2 separate regions of the Homo sapiens genome follow, and region 2 is linked to region 1. A link is an interaction called in ENCODE POLR2A ChIA-PET data of the cell type or tissue named here. Cell type or tissue: HepG2. All regions are shown on one strand. Links, peaks and the distances in the headings refer to the core of each region. The heading gives the core; the rest is flanking DNA.

Region 1 (8,147 bases), core at 1,132-6,131:
AGGAAAGGGGACAGGGATTGGCTATAGGTACTTCAAGCTTAAGCCTTGCATTGATTCACATAGGGCCTTAGCTTGCCAGAAAAAAAGGGCCCTGCTTAGAGGTGAATGTACAGGTGTTGAAGATGACATATCGACTCCCTGCACAATTCTGCCAACCCTAGCCCTGATTGTCTTCACTTGTCTACACACAGAGGCTAGGTTGTCAGTCCTGACCCAACTGAAACCAGTGATTCTTGACAGTAGAGAAGATCTTTTCTCTGGCAGGGCATATATTCCAATAGAGCTTCATAAATAGGAAAATCCACCAAGAGTACAATTATAAGAGGTGGAGAAAAGCCCACAGTTAGAGGATAAACTTGAAGGGGCCAACAAGAGAGATTTGTGCCAACAGCAGACATAGCTGTCTAGATACAATTAACAAAGGATTTGAGCTCCAAGCACTTATCAGAGACTCTCCCATGGCACTGCTCATTAAGTTTTATACATGGTAGTTGCTGACCGAATGACAGCACAAAAGACACAGACGGAAGGAAAAACACTGGGAGGAAGTGCTTGTGGAGGGAGACAGGCCTGTGTACAGCCTAGACTGTGGGACAGGTGGGAAGCATTGCAAACAGAAGGCATGGCAGGAAGCCCACTTATGCTGAACACGCACAAAGTCAGTGTCCCAGTCTTTGCGTGTCCCATGGCTATACCAACACATCCCAGGGTTGTCTGCCTTTTGAGTTTTCCCCGTGGCATGACACTCCTAATTCATGTTTAGGTTGTGGCCAACTCTGACTCACAGCTTTTCTTCTATTATTCTTGTACTCAGCCACTTGAGCACCAACCTACACTTGTGGGATATGACTTTCTAGCTCTATTTTTAGAAGAGTAACATCATTCTGAGAATGGAGGGGTCATCTTGCAGTTTCTTCTCCCCATAGTTGTCATGGTCAATCTTTTACATGAAAATTAGATGTGTCACTTCTGTGTTCAAACCCACTGCTCAGAGTAACAGCTAAGTCCTCATCGTGACTCAAAGCCTAACCCTCTCTGAGTTAGTTCCTATCCCTCTCTTTCAGCCTATTTACTCCAGGTACACTAAGCCTCCTTGCTGTCCCTCGAACTATGCCAAACACTCTCCTACCTCCTGCTTCTGCCTTGGTTTTTCCCACTGCCTGGAACATTCTTCACTCTCACTTATTTAAGCCTCTGCTCACTTGTCAACTCTTCAGAGAGGCCATCCTGATATGGGCCAGAGAAAAAAATCACTCACATCCTGCACTCCCTGTCCCCCTCACCTTGTTGTATTTTTCTTCAGAGCACTTCTCAGCACCTGCCATTTTTATGTCTACTTGTTTATTACCTGTCTCTCCCACAAGAATATAAGCACCTTGAAGGCATTTTTTTAACTCACTGCTGTATCAATACCACCTAGAGTAGTGCCTAGCACACAGGTGGTGGTGAATAAATATTTGCTGGATTAATTAATGTCATGAAGACGTTTAAAACACCCACAATCCTCTGTGCTCACAAGACAGCTCTTGGAGGGGCATCCCTGGTAATTCACCTGTGCTTGCTTACCCACAAGAATATCTGCAGGAGCAGGGAACTTCAGCCAGTGCCCAGGTGTGTTCTGTAATCAGAGGCAGGGCCAGGAAAGTGCAGTGTAGGGAGGGAGAGAGTCAGGAGGGAAGGTGGCTACCCCCGGGTTCCATGTGTTTGCCAACTGGGAGGATTGACAGTCCTGACACGGGCAGAGCCATCTCCATGCTTCTCTCCTGCATCACAAGGGACTGCCTCAGACCCTGCCTCTCACAAACTCTCACAAGAGGAGGCTGTGTCTTGTCTGCCTCCAGCTCCCGGGCCCCTGCCACCCCCTGAGGATGACTTCTGGAAGTTCCTCAGCTCATCACCCTCTTCGCAGGCATCCTCTTCACCTCTCAGCAGTGGCAACTGCTGCTCCCCAGGACCTTCTTCCTGAGCTTCTTTTCCCTTCAGTGTGGGGACACTCCTAATTTGCCTCTTCAGTCTTTGACTTCTCCCTTTTGGCTTCCTTTTCTTCTTCCCCTCCCTAAAATGGAAGGATTTCTGTGTCAGTCAGAGTCCAAGCAGGAAAACGATTCCATGCAAGGCATTTCTTACAGAAGGGATGTATTCAGGGAATTGACTACTCCAGTGTTGGAGGGTTGGAAGGGCAAATGGAGATGCTGCAGTGACCAGATATGGTAACTACAGGAGTTCCTTCTCAGGGCTGGAGGGACAGAAGAGAAGAAGTGGGGCCACCAGAGCCTCCAGGCTCAGCCTTGCCTGGCCCATGTTCAGACCACAGAATGAGGATGCATTGTGATGGGGTTGAGCCTCTGGGGCGCTGGTATCTCCAGGAGGTGCAGTTCACCTGCTGCCAGGAGTGTCTGAAGAATTGGGAGCTAGCACGGGCAACCTATTGCCCATAGGCCAAATCCAGCTGCCACCTGTTTCTCCATGGCCCACGAGCTAAGAATGTTCTTCACATTTTGGCCAGGCACGGGGCTCACGCCTGTAATCCCAGCACTTTGGGAGGCCGAGGCGGGTGGATGGTCTGAGGTCAGGAATTCGAGACCGGTCTGGCCAATGTGGCAAAATCCTGTTTCTACTAAAAATACAAAAAAAAAAAAAAATTAGCCAGTCATGGTGGTGCACACTTGTAGTCCCAGCTACTTGGGAAGCTGAGGCAGGAGAGTTGCTTGAACCCGGGAGGCAGAGGTTGCAGTGAGACGAGATTGCGCCACTCCACTCCAGACTGGGTGACAGAGCAAGAGTTCATCTCAAAAAACAAGCAAACAAAAAAAGAATATTCTTCATATTTTAAAAATGGCTGAAAATAAAACCGAAAAGGAAGATATATCTCATGGCACATGAAAATTATAAAACACTCAAACTCCAGTGTCCATGAATAAAGTTTTATTGCAATGTGGTCATCCTTATTCATTTATATATTGTTTATGTCTGCTCTTGCAGTACAATGGCAGAGTTGAGGAGTTATAACAGAGACCATATGGCCTGCAAAGCTTAAACTACTTCATGTCCAGCTCTTTACAGAAAAAGTTTGCTAAGCCCTAGGCTAGAGTCCTCCTGGAGGGACATTGACAGGAGCTGGAAACAGGAGGAAAACCCTTCTCTCACCCTATGTCCTTCAGCCACGTCTCAGTGCCTCTTAGTAGCAGAATTGAATAGGAAGCCAGCTGGCAAGAGAGAGTCTGGGAAAGGCTGTTGGCAGTCCCTTGGCCCTCACACCACAGGGGAGGGTGGCATGGGCCCAAGAGGCAACAGGCAAACAGCACAACTTACAAGTATCTTATACTGGCCTTTTCCTCTTCTGTCTCTGCCCTCCCTCCCTTAGTAATCCTATCCACAGTCATGGCTTCTATCACATCTCTGTAGACAATGCACACATCCATGGCTCCATGCTTGAATTCTGTTATCAGTCTTGCATTTCTAACTGCCTTCTTGACAACTCCATTTAGAAGGCTTCCCTTCATCTCAAAGTCACCATGTCAATAGGTAGAATTCATATTTTCTATCAAGCTTGTTTCTTCTCCTCTGTTACCTATTTTTGTTGGCAATGCCACCATTGTCCCTGGCTTCATGTTTGGATCCTCTCTGTCTCTTTTCTCTCGTGTCAAAGCATTTAGAAAGACCAGATCTTTCTCTGTAAGACTTCGCAACTATTCTCTACTTTCCCTTCCCAGCACCATCACCTGGGGTTGTGCCACCATTACCTCTTGCCTGGATTATAGATATGACCTCATAATGGGTATTACCCTACACAAGTTTCATTCCAATTCCTCTCACACATAGTTGCCAGATTAATCTTCTGAATCATCAGATTCAAAGTCCTTTTGGTTTCCCTTTGTTTATGCATTGGCCAGAAATTCAAAATTTTATACAGTTCTGTATTAGTTCATTTTCACGCTGCTGATAAAACATACCCAAGACTGGGTGATTTATAAAGAAAAAGAGGTTTAATGGACTCACAGTTCCATATGGCTGGGGAGGCCTCACAGTCATGGCAGAAGACCAAGGAAGAGCAAAGGGACTTCTTACATGGTGGCAGGCAAGATAGAGAGCCATGCAAAAGGGGAAGCCCCTTATAAAAACATCAGATCTCGTGAGACTTATTCACTATCATGAGAACAGTATGGGGACATAGCCAAACCATGTCATTCTACTCCTGCGGTTTTGCAAGGTACAAAGTCCCTCCCGGCTGCTTTTATGGGCTGGTGTTGAGTGTCTGCGGCTTTTCCAGGTGCATGGTGCAAGCTGTTGGTGGATCTACCATTCTAGGGTCTGGAGGATGGTGCTCCACTAGGCAGTGCCCCAGTGGGGACTTTGTGTGGGGGCTTCAACCCTACATTTCCAGGCCCCGACTGCTGTGTATGGAAATGCCTGGATGTCCAGGCAGAAGTTTGCTGCAGGGGCAGGGCCCTCATGGAGAGCCTCTGCTAGGGCAGTGCAGAAGCGAGATGTGGGGAGGTACAATTCAAGATGAGTTTTGGGTGGGGACGCAGCCAAACCATATCAAGTCCCAGTGACTACAGTTTGGTTTTCCAAATTTGTTTCCTATTTCTTTCTTTCCTGTCCTCTTCCTTTCCAATACTTTCATATAGCCTCTTGTTCCTTCAGGTTCTGTGCACTTTATTTATACTCTCCCCTCTGCCAGAAATGTTTTTGGTACTTTTTAGGATTAGGTTAAGTTATGAGTGAGAGAAAACCCAGTGTAAGGGGCCCATTGAGGTTGCACCAGAGCCCCTGTGACCCGTTTAATCATCTCCCACAGCTTCTGCACATCGAGAGAAGCAGGGGCAGCCTTTAGCTGAACTAGGTAACAGCCTAGTTCCATTGTCTGAAATCTGGGCAAACTGTGAGGTGTAGTTTACACTCCAGAACTGACCTTTGGGACCAGGCTAAGGCTGGGGCTTTGCTGAAACATTCCCTTGCTTGTCCTCCTCCCTTCCCTGTCTTACTTTCCACACTCCCTTACTGGTTTCTCCTGGGAGCATTTTTTTAATTTTTATTTTTGAGACAAGGTCTCACTTTGCCACTAAGGCTGGAGTGCAGTGGCATAATCATAGCTCACTGTAACCTCAAACTACTATGCTCAAAGGAACTTCCTGCCTCAGCTTCCTGAGTAGCTGGGACTACAGGCACACATGACCTGATCAGCTAATTTTTAAATTTTTTGTAGAGACAGGGGTCTCACTATGTTACTCAGGCTGGTCTGAAACTTCTGGCCTCAAGCAATCCTCCTGTCTTGGTCTCCCAAAGTTCTGGGATTATAGATAGGAGCCATTGCTCCCTGCTGGGAGCATCTGTTTAATAAACTACTTGCACATAAAGCCTTGTCTTAGGATCTGCTGTGGTAACCCAACCTAAGACACTTGTAACAGTGGCTTAAACAAGACTGTAGCGGGCCTCATATCGTGCCTTCGTGATCAGACTGCCTCAACATTGTAGTCCACATCCTCAACATGTGCCTTCTGAGGCCAAAGATAGCTGCTTTGTCTCCAGTCATCAGAGTCATGTTCTAGACAGCAGGAGGGAGACAAAGAAAGGAGGTGGGCATGCTCCTTCCACTTGAGAACACCTCATGGAAGTTTCATCCCTGACTTCTCTATAACCTTTTATGCAGAACATGGTCAGGTAGCCGTGCCTGGCTGCAAGGGCAGCTGGGAAATATAGCCTTTATTCTCAGTGGTCAATTGCACAGCTAACATTTTGGAATATGATTACTGTGGAAGAAGAGGAAACAGACATTAGGAGACAACTTGTAGTTTCAGTTACATGCTCCTTCTCATCTCTGCCTGTCCAGAGTCTTCCAAACCCAGTGCAAATGCCACTTTCACCTCAAATCCTTCCTTGAGCTACTAGTTAAAAGTTATCACTCCCTCATGGCACTTTGTGTGCCCTTTCCTTGTGACACCGCAGTTTTTCTACCTGGCTTGTAGTTACTTAAATATGCCTTCCCCACAGGACTGTAGACATCTTTAGAGTAGAGGGCAAGCTTCAGTGAATTTCTGAGTTGAAAATTGAAATACTACAATCCCATACTCTGGAGAGTGTGGTTTTGGAGCCCGACCAATCTGGTTCAAAGGCAAGCTTTATCTTTAAACCAGTTATACAACATTCATTTGCTTATTCTACAAATATTTATTGGTGCTTCCCCTCTGTCGGGCACTATTACAGGTGCTGGAAACTTGGTGGAGAACAATACAAATAAGCACCCCACTCCCATGAAGGTCATAAAGGATGAGGGTTAAGAGCACAGATTCGGCCAGGCACGGTGGCTCATGCCTGTAATCCCAGCACTTTGGGAGGCCAAGGTGGGCAGATCACCTGAGATCAGGAATTCGAGACCAGCCTGGCCAATGTGGTGAAACCCTGTCTCTACTAAAAGTACAAAAATTAGCTGGGCGTGGTAGCACACGCCTGTAATCCCAGCTATTCAGTAGGCTGAGGCAGGAGAATTGCTTGAACCCGGCAGGTGGAGGTTGCAGTGAGCCGAGATCACGCCACTGCACTCCAGCTTGGGCGATAAGAGCGAGACTCCGTCTCAAAAAAAAAAAAAAAAAAAAAAGAGCACAGACTCCATAGCCAGACTGCCTGGGCTTGCATCCCAGCTTCACGACTTACAAGCTGTGTGACCATAGATAAGTTACCTTGCCTCTCTGTTGCTCAGTTTTATCTTCTGAAACACAGAGATGTTCAGAGTGCAACTTTTCAGGATAGTGGTGGAGACTAAGTGAGTTTACACATATAAAGTACTTAGAACAGTGCCTGGCACAAAATAAGGACTACGTAAGTGTTAGTTATTAGTATAAGCTTGCAGAGCTTACATTCCAGTAGGTGAGGAAATAACCTAAACAAACAAACAAAAAATATTAGGCAGGTGATAAGTGCCATGAAGAAAATAAAAGAGAAAAGTGGGAGAGAGCGCTGCTGAGGATCTGTCTCATACCAGGTGAACAGGGAATGTCTCTATGAGGGTTGACATTTAACAGCAATGAAGTGTTTGTGGGAAGAGCTTTCAAGGGCCAGCAGATACAGGGACTGTGAAGGCAGGCCTGACCTGGCCGGCTGGAGGCTGAAGCACGCAGGTGGAGGGGAAAGTGCAGTAGGATGGTCTGGGAAGAGCTTGGGGCCAGACACCGTGGGGGCTCTGTAAGTTGGGGAAATAATTTGGATTTGATTCTTAGTACAATGGCAAGCCATTGCAGAGTTTTAAGCAGTGGAGACTGATGTTTAAAATGCTAATGCTGTCTGCAGGTGGAAAGAGAATAGCTTGTGAGAGTGTATGAGTGGAATGAAGTGGTCAGATGAGAGAGCGCGGCGGAGATGGAGAGAAGCGGAGAACTTGATGCATATTTTGGAGGCAAAATCAACAAGATTGGCTGATGGATTAAAAGCAGAAGGTAAGGTGAAGAGAAAACTCAAGGGACACTCAAATTTTTGGCTAGAACACTTTTCGGAGATGGGGAGATGTAGAGAGAGAGGTGGGTGGGAATCAAGAATTCTACTTTGGTTACATTCAGTTGGGCAAATCACTTCAGCTCTCTAGGCTTCAGTTTCCTTATCTAGAGTAGGAAAATAATAATAATAATGTCCTCTTCTGTGGACAGAAGAGCACTGTGGTTAAGGGAAGAGAAGCCTGGGCTGTTTACTAGCTATGTGACCATGTGCCAATTACATTATCTCTCTGTGTCTCAGTTTCCTCATCTGTAAAATCAGAACAATCCTAGTACCTATCTCAAATGGTTGTTATGAAGAGTAAAAGATTTAATATTTACAAAGTGCCTAAAATAGTTTCTGGCACATGGTAAAGCTACAGTAGAATCATAGATATATAAAAACAAATAGGGTAGGCCGGGTGTGGTGGCTCATGCCTGTAATCCCAGCACCTTCAGAGGCTGAGGTGGGAGATTGCATGAGGCCAGGAATTCGAGATTAGCTTGGGCAACATAGCAAGACCCTGTCTCTACAGAAACTTAAAAAATTAGCCAGTTGTGGTGGTGCACGCCCATAGTCCTAGCTACTTGGGAGGCTGAGGCAGAATTGCTTGAACCCAGGAATTCGAGGTTGCACTGAGCTATGATCATGCCATTGCGCTCTAGCCTGGGTGACAGAGC
Region 2 (8,147 bases), core at 1,769-6,768, 380 kb after region 1:
TGGAAGAAAATTCTTGCAATCTATCCATCTGACAAGGGGCTAATATCCAAAATCTACAAAGAACTTAAACAAATTTACAAGGAAAAACACAAACAACCCCATCAAAAAGTGGGCTAAGGATGTGAACAGACACTTCTCAAAAGAAAACATTTATGCAGCCAACAAACATGAAAAAAAGTTCATCATCACTGCTCATTAGAGACATGCAAATCAAAACCACAATGAGATACCATCCCACACCAGTTAGAATGGCAATCATTAAAATGTCAGGAAACAACAGATGCTGGAGAGGATGTGGAGAAATAGGAACACTTTTACACTGTTGGTGGTAGTGTAAATTAGTTCAACCGTTGTGGAAGACAGTGTGACCATTCCTCAAAGACCTATAACCTGAAACACCATTTGACCCAGCAATCCCATTACTGGGTATATATCCAAAGGATTATAAATCATTCTACTATAAAGACACATGCACACATATGCTTATTGCAGCACTGTTCACAGTAGCAAAGACTTGGAACCAACCCAAATGCCCATCAATGATAGACTGCATAAAGAAAATGGGGCACATATACACCATGGAATACTATGCAGCCATAAAAAAAGATGAGTTCATGTCCTTTGCAGGGACATGGATGAAGCTGGAAACCATCATTCTCAGCAAACTAACACAAAAACAGAAAACCAAACACCACATGTTCTCACTCATAAGTGGGAGTGGAACAATGAGAACACATGGACACAGGGAGGGGAACATCACACACCAGGGCCTGTTGGGTTTATAGGGGGCTGGGGAAGGGATAGCATTAGGAGAAATACTTAATATAGATGACGTGTTGATGGGTGCGGTAAACCACCATGGCACGTTTATACCTATATAACAAACCTGCAAGTTCTGCACATGTATCTCAGAACTTAAAGTATAATAATTTAAAAAAAGAAAAAATGTAAAAAAAAGAAATTAAAAAGAGTTGGAGCATAGAAGAAAGAAAAGAAATGCAATTTGAAGGGCAGTATGTGCAGTGTAATCTCATTTGTGGAAACAATTTTTAAAAGAAAAATGCATGTAAATGTATAGGAAACTTCTGGAAAGATACACAAAGCCAAGAGCTGTATGGGAAGAAGGTAAAAGAACCATAGGGAAGAGTTACCTTTTACTTTTCACATAACTTTCTTTCCCTTTTTAAAATAATAAGCATGTTTTATTTTTATAATTTAATGAACAGATGTGTTGATTTGAAAAACACACTGATCCTGAAAGTTAAAATTCCAATTCAGAGAAAATTGATTTCTATGAAAAGTATCAATCCCCCAACAATGTCATCAAAATGAAGTGTAGCTATACAACACAGACAGTGGTTGAGGTTGTCATCACTCACTCGACTTTCACATATAGAATTTAAAACACCCGACCGGGCGCAGTGGCTCATGCCTGTAATCCCAGCACTTTTGGAGGCCAAGGCAGGAAGATCACTAGGTCAAGAGATGGAAACCATCCTGGCCAACATGGTGAAACCCCATCTCTACTAAAAATACAAAAATTAGCTGAGCGAGGTGTTGTGCTAGCTCACCAGGTACTGTAGTCCCAGCTACTCGGGAGGCTGAGGCAGGAGAATCGCTTGAACCCGGGAGGCAGAGGTTGCAGTGAGCCAAGATTGTGCCACTGCACTCCAGCCTGATGACAGAGCAAGATGCCATCTCAAAAAAAAAAAAAAAAAAAAGAATTTAAAATGCCACAGTCCTTGGTGGACTGAACAAAAGAAGATTAACATGGTAATAAAGACAAATGAGTACATATGGAAGAAGGGGTCAGGGGGCTCATTTCTTCTAGGGAACAAGGGCCCTGAGCTTCTATACCCCTTCGTATTTACTGAGTAAAGGAGATAGGGAGAAAGGGGTGGTTGTCAGTAAGCTGCTTGACTTAGTGTAGGCTTGTATGACTGCATTCTTTGAACAGTAGTCTCCAGAGGTTCCAGTAGATAACCTCAAGGAGCACAGCACCAGGGAGTAATTGCCCTCAGCAAACCTCCTGGTGGCAGGTGCAGAAGCGAGTTTGCCCACATTTTGCAATCATGATAAACAGTTGGCTGTTTGATCATATAGCCTTCAGTGGAATGCTGAGTTGGTCACGACCCTCAGGCCTTTGGCTCCCTACATTAAAACACCCATTTCACCAGATTAAAAATATTCAATAAAATTTCTAAAAAGCACTTAACACTTGCCAGCACTTACTAAGGAAGTGCTCAATAAATGCTGTTAACACTCTTACTATTATTTCTCTGCTTGGCAGTTGTCCTAATCCCACACCAGCCCTTCCACATAGCCTAATCCTGACTTGTGTCAGTGATGCATGACTCAACAGTGAATCTGGGACAGCTATTGCAAAATGCAAGACTTAAAATCCATCCCAGATGAATTCTCTTCTGGACCGCAGGCAGCCCTTGAAAAGGATGAGAGTAGAGCCCTCAATCATGGAGGCATTTGTCCCTCAAGATAGGCAGATGTTACCACCTCCATACAAGAACAATCCCATTGCCTATTACAGTTCCCATTTCAGAGAGATACTCCCACATATGTATGTATTTCCCTGAAAGGTTTCTTGTTCCTCTTCTTTTTTTATTTTTTTGAGATGGAGTCGCTCCTTCTGTTGCCCAGGCTGGAGTGCAGTGGCATGATCTCAGCTCACTGCAACCTCTGCCTCCCAGGTTCAAGCAATTCTCCTGCCTCAGCCTCCTGAGTAGCTGGGATTACAGGCACATGCCACCAGGCATGTATTTTTAGTAGAGACAGGGTTTCACCATGTTGGTCAGGCTGGTCTTGAACTCTTGACCATGCCCAGCTAATTTTTGTATTTTTAGTAAAGACAGGATTTCACCATGTTAGCCAGGCTTGTCTCAAACTCCAGACCACACCCGGCTCATTTTTTTATTTTCAGTAGAGACGAGGTTTCATCATCTCAGCCAGCTGGTCTCAAACTCCTGACCTCAAGTGATCTGCCCACCTCAGCCTCCTAAAGTGCTGGGATTACAGGCATGAGCCACCATGCCCACCCCAAGATTTCCTGTTCTTATCTCCAATAAGCCAGCTTGATGAGGAGTAGCGCTAGAGATTCCCATACTTCTTGACTTCCTTCTATCCTTTTCTGCTCACAGGCCCCCTGTGAGAACACTGCATGTTCTCACTCATAGGTGGGAATTGAACAATGAGAACACTTGGACACAGGGTGGGGAACATCACACACTGGGGCCTGTCGTGGGGTGCAGGCATGGGGAAGGGATAGCATTAGGAGGAATACCGAATGTAAATGATGAGTTAACGGGTGCAGCACACCAACATGGCACATGTGTACATATGTAAAAAACCTGCACGTTGTACACGTGCACCCTAGAACTTAAAGTATAATAAAAAAAAAAAAAGAAAGAAAGAAAGAAAAAGAAATAGTGCTGGAGGCCAAATAGCAACCCTGCCCACACAAGGAAGGGCCATGTGTTGTTCACCAAGCTCCCAAGCCACAATTCTCTTTTCCCAGAATCCTTTGCTCTTTGAAGTGTGGTCTTCCTCACTTTCCTGGAACCCTCAGCCCCTCAGTGGGCCCGTCTACCTCTGAAGAGAAGAGGAAGAGAGATCAAATACCCCCCTGGAGGCTTGTCCCTTTGAACCAAGCCCTGAGAACCCCCGCAGCAGTCCTCCTGTGTACCCTCCCCCCAGCCCCACACAGATGGAGAGCCCTGGGAAGGGTTCCCACAGTGCATGAGCTCCAAACAGTGCAAGAGCACAAGGAGTGTGGCGCTTCCAGCCTCTGTCAATAATTCATGAGGCTCAGACTGAGGAGCACCAGTCAGAGTCAGCTTTGCCTGGACATGGGGAAAATTATACTGCAGCTCTCCTGTCTCATCGGGATGTGCTGAGTAGCAAAGCAGAGTGCTGCAGCTGTAACTTCTTGGCTGAGGAAAACACTAGAAATCCAGTGCAGGCCTGTTCTATTACTTGCTCGCCATACACCCCCTTTTGAATGTTGAAATCCTTGTTTTTTTTCTTTTTGTTGAGACAGAGTCTCCATCTGTCGCTCAGGTTGGAGTGCAGTGGCGTGATCTTGGCTCACTGCAAGCTCCGCATCCCGTGTTCATGCCATTCCCCTGCCTCAGCCTCCCGAGTAGCTGGGACTACAGGCAAGTACCACCACGCCCGGCTAATTTTTTGTATTTTTAGTAGGGACGAGTTTCACCGTGTTAGCCAGGATGGACTTGATCTCCTGACCCCGTGATCCGCCCGCCTCGGCCTCCCAAAGTGCTGGGATTACAGGGTGAGCCACCACGCCCAGCTGAATGTCCAAATCCTTTTTCAGCTGCTCAGCTGACCTGCACATATACTAAATGAATCTTGAGCAAACATGAATTCTATTCAAAAGTCATGCCTAGAACTGGATTTCACAAACCAGGATTCTTTCCCCTCTAATTGTAGGGACTGGCATAAGGCTGCCAAACTGGTGATTTCACCAATAACACATCTCTAAACCTACCCATCTGCTTTCATCATCTTTTCTGAAACAAAACACTAACACACACACACACAAAAAGAAGGAAAGGTATACTCCACAATAAAGGACTGTTAAATAAGCTTAGCTTTATGAAACTCACTGTAATTGTTTCCTTTTCTCATTTTGCTTTGAACTAGTGAAAACGCTGCCATGAACCAGCACTGCTTCTCAGTCTGGCTTTGGAGGCCAGTGGGTTAAACTAATTCAGATACTTACCTTTGGGTCTGTTGCGGCCTTTCTACACTGTACCATAAGCCATCCATATTTATTCATTCTCCCGGAAACCCAGGAGGGAGATCATTTCAGCCCACTTGGCAGAAGTGGAGACTGAAGTCTTGGACACAGAATTTATAGCTGGCAAGGACTTTATTCATCATCCATACCCTCAGTAATTTACAGATGAAGAGTCTGGCCCAGGGCACCAATAATAATCACTACATGGTGGCAGTAACTACTATGTGCTTAGTAGCTTACAGTTCATAAAGAGATTTTGCATTCAACAAATATTTATTGAACTAGGATGGAGGCTAAGACCTGGGGACAGAGTGGTTAGGGAGAACTTGAGTGCCCCGAGTTCTTTGCATTTCCACCACTGCTTGAGGGACTGTCCAGCCTCCTCGCTACCACTTAGCCCCTGTAAAGGAGGAAGTCCCTTTGGCGAGGGATATGAGATCCTGTTTTGCCAATGACCGTAGTCTGCCCTCCAAGGGCCCGTGAAGATGGAAGAGACCTTGGGCAGAGTGAAGGGCAGTGCCAGGCCTGGCGCAGCTACTGCCTATCACGTCTCTCTCCCAGGCTGCTCCAGCCTCACCTGGTGGACTCCATGGGGACCACAGGCCTCACCTCCATGGGCAGTCTCAAAACATTTGCCCTCCTGTGGGCTGTCACATACATAGACCCAGACTTTCTTGGAGAAGGAATTCTGAAGAAGCAAAAGCAACCAACTCAAAACCCCCACTTCCCCAAGAAGAAAACGTGGACAAGCAGATGCAGAAGGGCAGCAGCCAAAGTCTGCGGGTTCCTGCGGGGGCCAGGGGAGGGGCGAGCCCTACAGGCAACTTGAACGGAGAGCGCTTTGATCACTCACCAGCCCGGGAAGGCAAGCCCCAGTCAGGCGGAAGGTAGCTGGCTGCGGGGCGGGGCGACTGGCGGGCGGCGGGAGGCGCCAACCGCCACAGACGACTCCCAGCTGGCCGAGGGCGGGAAGGGGGCAGGCAGGGAAGCGGCCCGCCCTTCGTCCTGCCCCTTCGCCCTACTCTGTCACCTCCGCTGGAAGGAGTGGAACCCAGACTTGCTGGTCTGATCCATGCAGATGGCCAGGCTGCTAGGCCTCTGTGCCTGGGCACGGAAGTCGGTGCGGATGGCCAGCTCCAGGATGACCCGCCGGGACCCGCTCACAAATAAGGTGGCCCTGGTAACGGCCTCCACCGACGGGTGAGTGTTGGTGCCGGAGTTTCTGAGGCCCTGGCTGCCTGGAAACATGCACTGGTGTCTCGTCCTTTGCCTCCAGTGCCCCTGTCCTCAGACCTCACATACCGCCAAAGTCTGGCCATGGAAAAAAAGTAGCCACGTGGTCCGCCTGAAGCCCCTCCGAATACCCTGGCCCTCCCTTGCCAGCCCTTCTGTCCCTGCTGCCTCTGGCACAACTGTGCCACCTCTGTGCAGCCCCATCGATCTAGTCCCCCCAGTGTTCTGGGCTGCCCCAGTCAACCAGCCTTACCTAGCCTCTGGGAAGACCAGAAACTGGAAATGCAAGGGAATCTGGATTCAAAATCTTATAACAAGGCCTCCAGCTTTTTGAAAATGTACCATTCTATTTGGGCTCCAGAAAGTGTCCCGGAACCCCTCCCCCTTACCTAGATGGGACACCAGAGCCATGTGTCGAGACTTTTTTTTAGGTCGGTACATCTGGGCCTACCTTGCCCAGCCTGTTTCTCACCCACCTCTCTTGTCAGTCCTGGTTCTCATTTCTACAGGACTTTGCTAGATGCCAGCTCTTCACAAAACTAAAATACAAATGTAGATAAAATGCTAATGGCTGACAACTGCAGAATGTGTAACTCTTCTTCCCAAGGCAATATTTACGTTTTTGACCAGAGACCATCTTTTCACATGCACCCCAAAAAATAATTATGGAAAGAATTTTGAGAATGATGTAGACTAGTAAGAAAGAAACCTGGCGGCAGGACTGTTCTGAGTGAGACCTTCAAATCACGGAAGTGGCTGCTGCTGCACACCCAGCTCATTTCTCACCTCTCAGTCCCAACAGGAGATGAAGCCTGTCACCCGTGGTGGGAACTGTAGAAAGTGATGTCAGTTCTTGGGAACTAAGGCTGTGATCCAGGTCATAATAAAAATAAGTAAAGCAGTGCTAAAAATGGCCATGCCATTAAGCCTGTTTTACACATAGTAGGCACACGTAGGAGTTATATAGAGAAAGAGCCAGAATTCAAACCCGGGCAGTCTTAACTTCAGAGCCCATGCTGTCGACCTCTTCCCCTGCACAGGCCTTAGCAGTCTTTGTCTCTTTCTGCTCACAGGATCGGCTTCGCCATCGCCCGGCGTTTGGCCCAGGACAGGGCCCACGTGGTCGTCAGCAGCCGGAAGCAGCAGAATGTGGACCAGGCGGTGGCCACGCTGCAGGGGGAGGGGCTGAGCGTGACGGGCACTGTGTGCCATGTGGGGAAGGCGGAGGACCGGGAGCGGCTGGTGGCCATGGTGAGCTGCAGGGAAATGGGCACAGAGCCAGGAGGTGGAAAAGGAAGCCAGCCTGAGCCTCCTTCCCTGCTTTCCTAGACAGCAGCACATTTTTACTGTGTGCCTTTCTATTATGTCCATATACTAACGTCAGAGAATCATCCCATCTCAGTCAGAGAATTTTAAAACATTCTAATGCTTCAACCCTGCATCATCCCTTGAGTACCCCAAAGAAACAGCTGGTACTGGTTCTGCAGTAATTTTCAATCTAATTGAACAGATGTGAAGGGTAAATACAATCACAAAATAGATGTTCCCACCCATGAGCTAATAAACATTCCCCTCTTCTTCAGCTTATAGAGTCAAGTCCCTGGGAACCTCAGGAAGCAGCCCACCATGTTTCAGCCACTTACTATGTGCCATTTCCTGTGTTCAGAGCCTTACACAGGTTATCTCTAGACCTGACAACAACCCAAGCAAGGCAAGGACTATTCTCTCAGTCTGCAGACCCTGGCTCAGATAGCTGGAGCAACTTCCCAAGGTCCCACAGCCAGTAAGGAAAGACCCAGACCTCCCAAGCTCCCTTCCTTTATTGGCTGCCTGTGGACTACCAGGTACTGGACTTCAGTCTCAAAGAAAGTACATAAGTCAATGTCATAATTAGTAGTGGACAACAGCCTTGCAGCTGCTGAAGCAACTATGAAGCATTCACAAAGGAAGCTCCTCTTCCCTTGAGGCTCAGGGCACACACTTTATTTCCCAGAGTGGAAGGGAGAATCTACCCAAAAATGGAAAGTACAGGATTCTGCTAACAGATTGGAAGGTTGGCAGAAATAATTTGCATAATCTTCTTAGAAGAGGAGGATCTTAAGCAATAGTAGACAGAATAGGGTAATTCCATTTTTAAGGAACA

What was found. Peaks named below come from ENCODE experiments on the same cell type or tissue, not always from the same donor. Only the 100,000 strongest peaks of a DNase experiment are listed, where the experiment ranks them.
Region 2: POLR2A ChIA-PET joins it to region 1 with 5 read pairs; 1 of 35 experiments calls an interaction of 5 or more read pairs at or near these places.

What each region holds. Positions count from the first base shown.
Region 1 is chr14:23,605,428-23,613,574 of GRCh38, forward strand. No RefSeq gene overlaps it. Among named protein-coding and RNA genes, the nearest start is that of DHRS2, 27 kb to the right of the region's middle. RefSeq lists an enhancer at 762-971. In HepG2, for the core only: a CTCF peak has its summit at 4,708; DNase peaks (open chromatin) are centred at 4,194 and 4,894; H3K4me3 peaks cover 842 bases.
Region 2 is chr14:23,983,105-23,991,251 of GRCh38, forward strand. It overlaps DHRS4L2 (dehydrogenase/reductase 4 like 2), which reads left to right and starts at 5,825. Exons shown (of 8, transcript NM_198083.4): 1 at 5,825-5,971; 2 at 7,078-7,255. The coding sequence starts at 5,844. RefSeq lists an enhancer at 5,361-5,420 and a silencer at 5,591-5,840. In HepG2, for the core only: no CTCF peak of the experiment used is centred there; DNase peaks (open chromatin) are centred at 2,338, 3,817 and 5,707; H3K4me3 peaks cover 2,218 bases.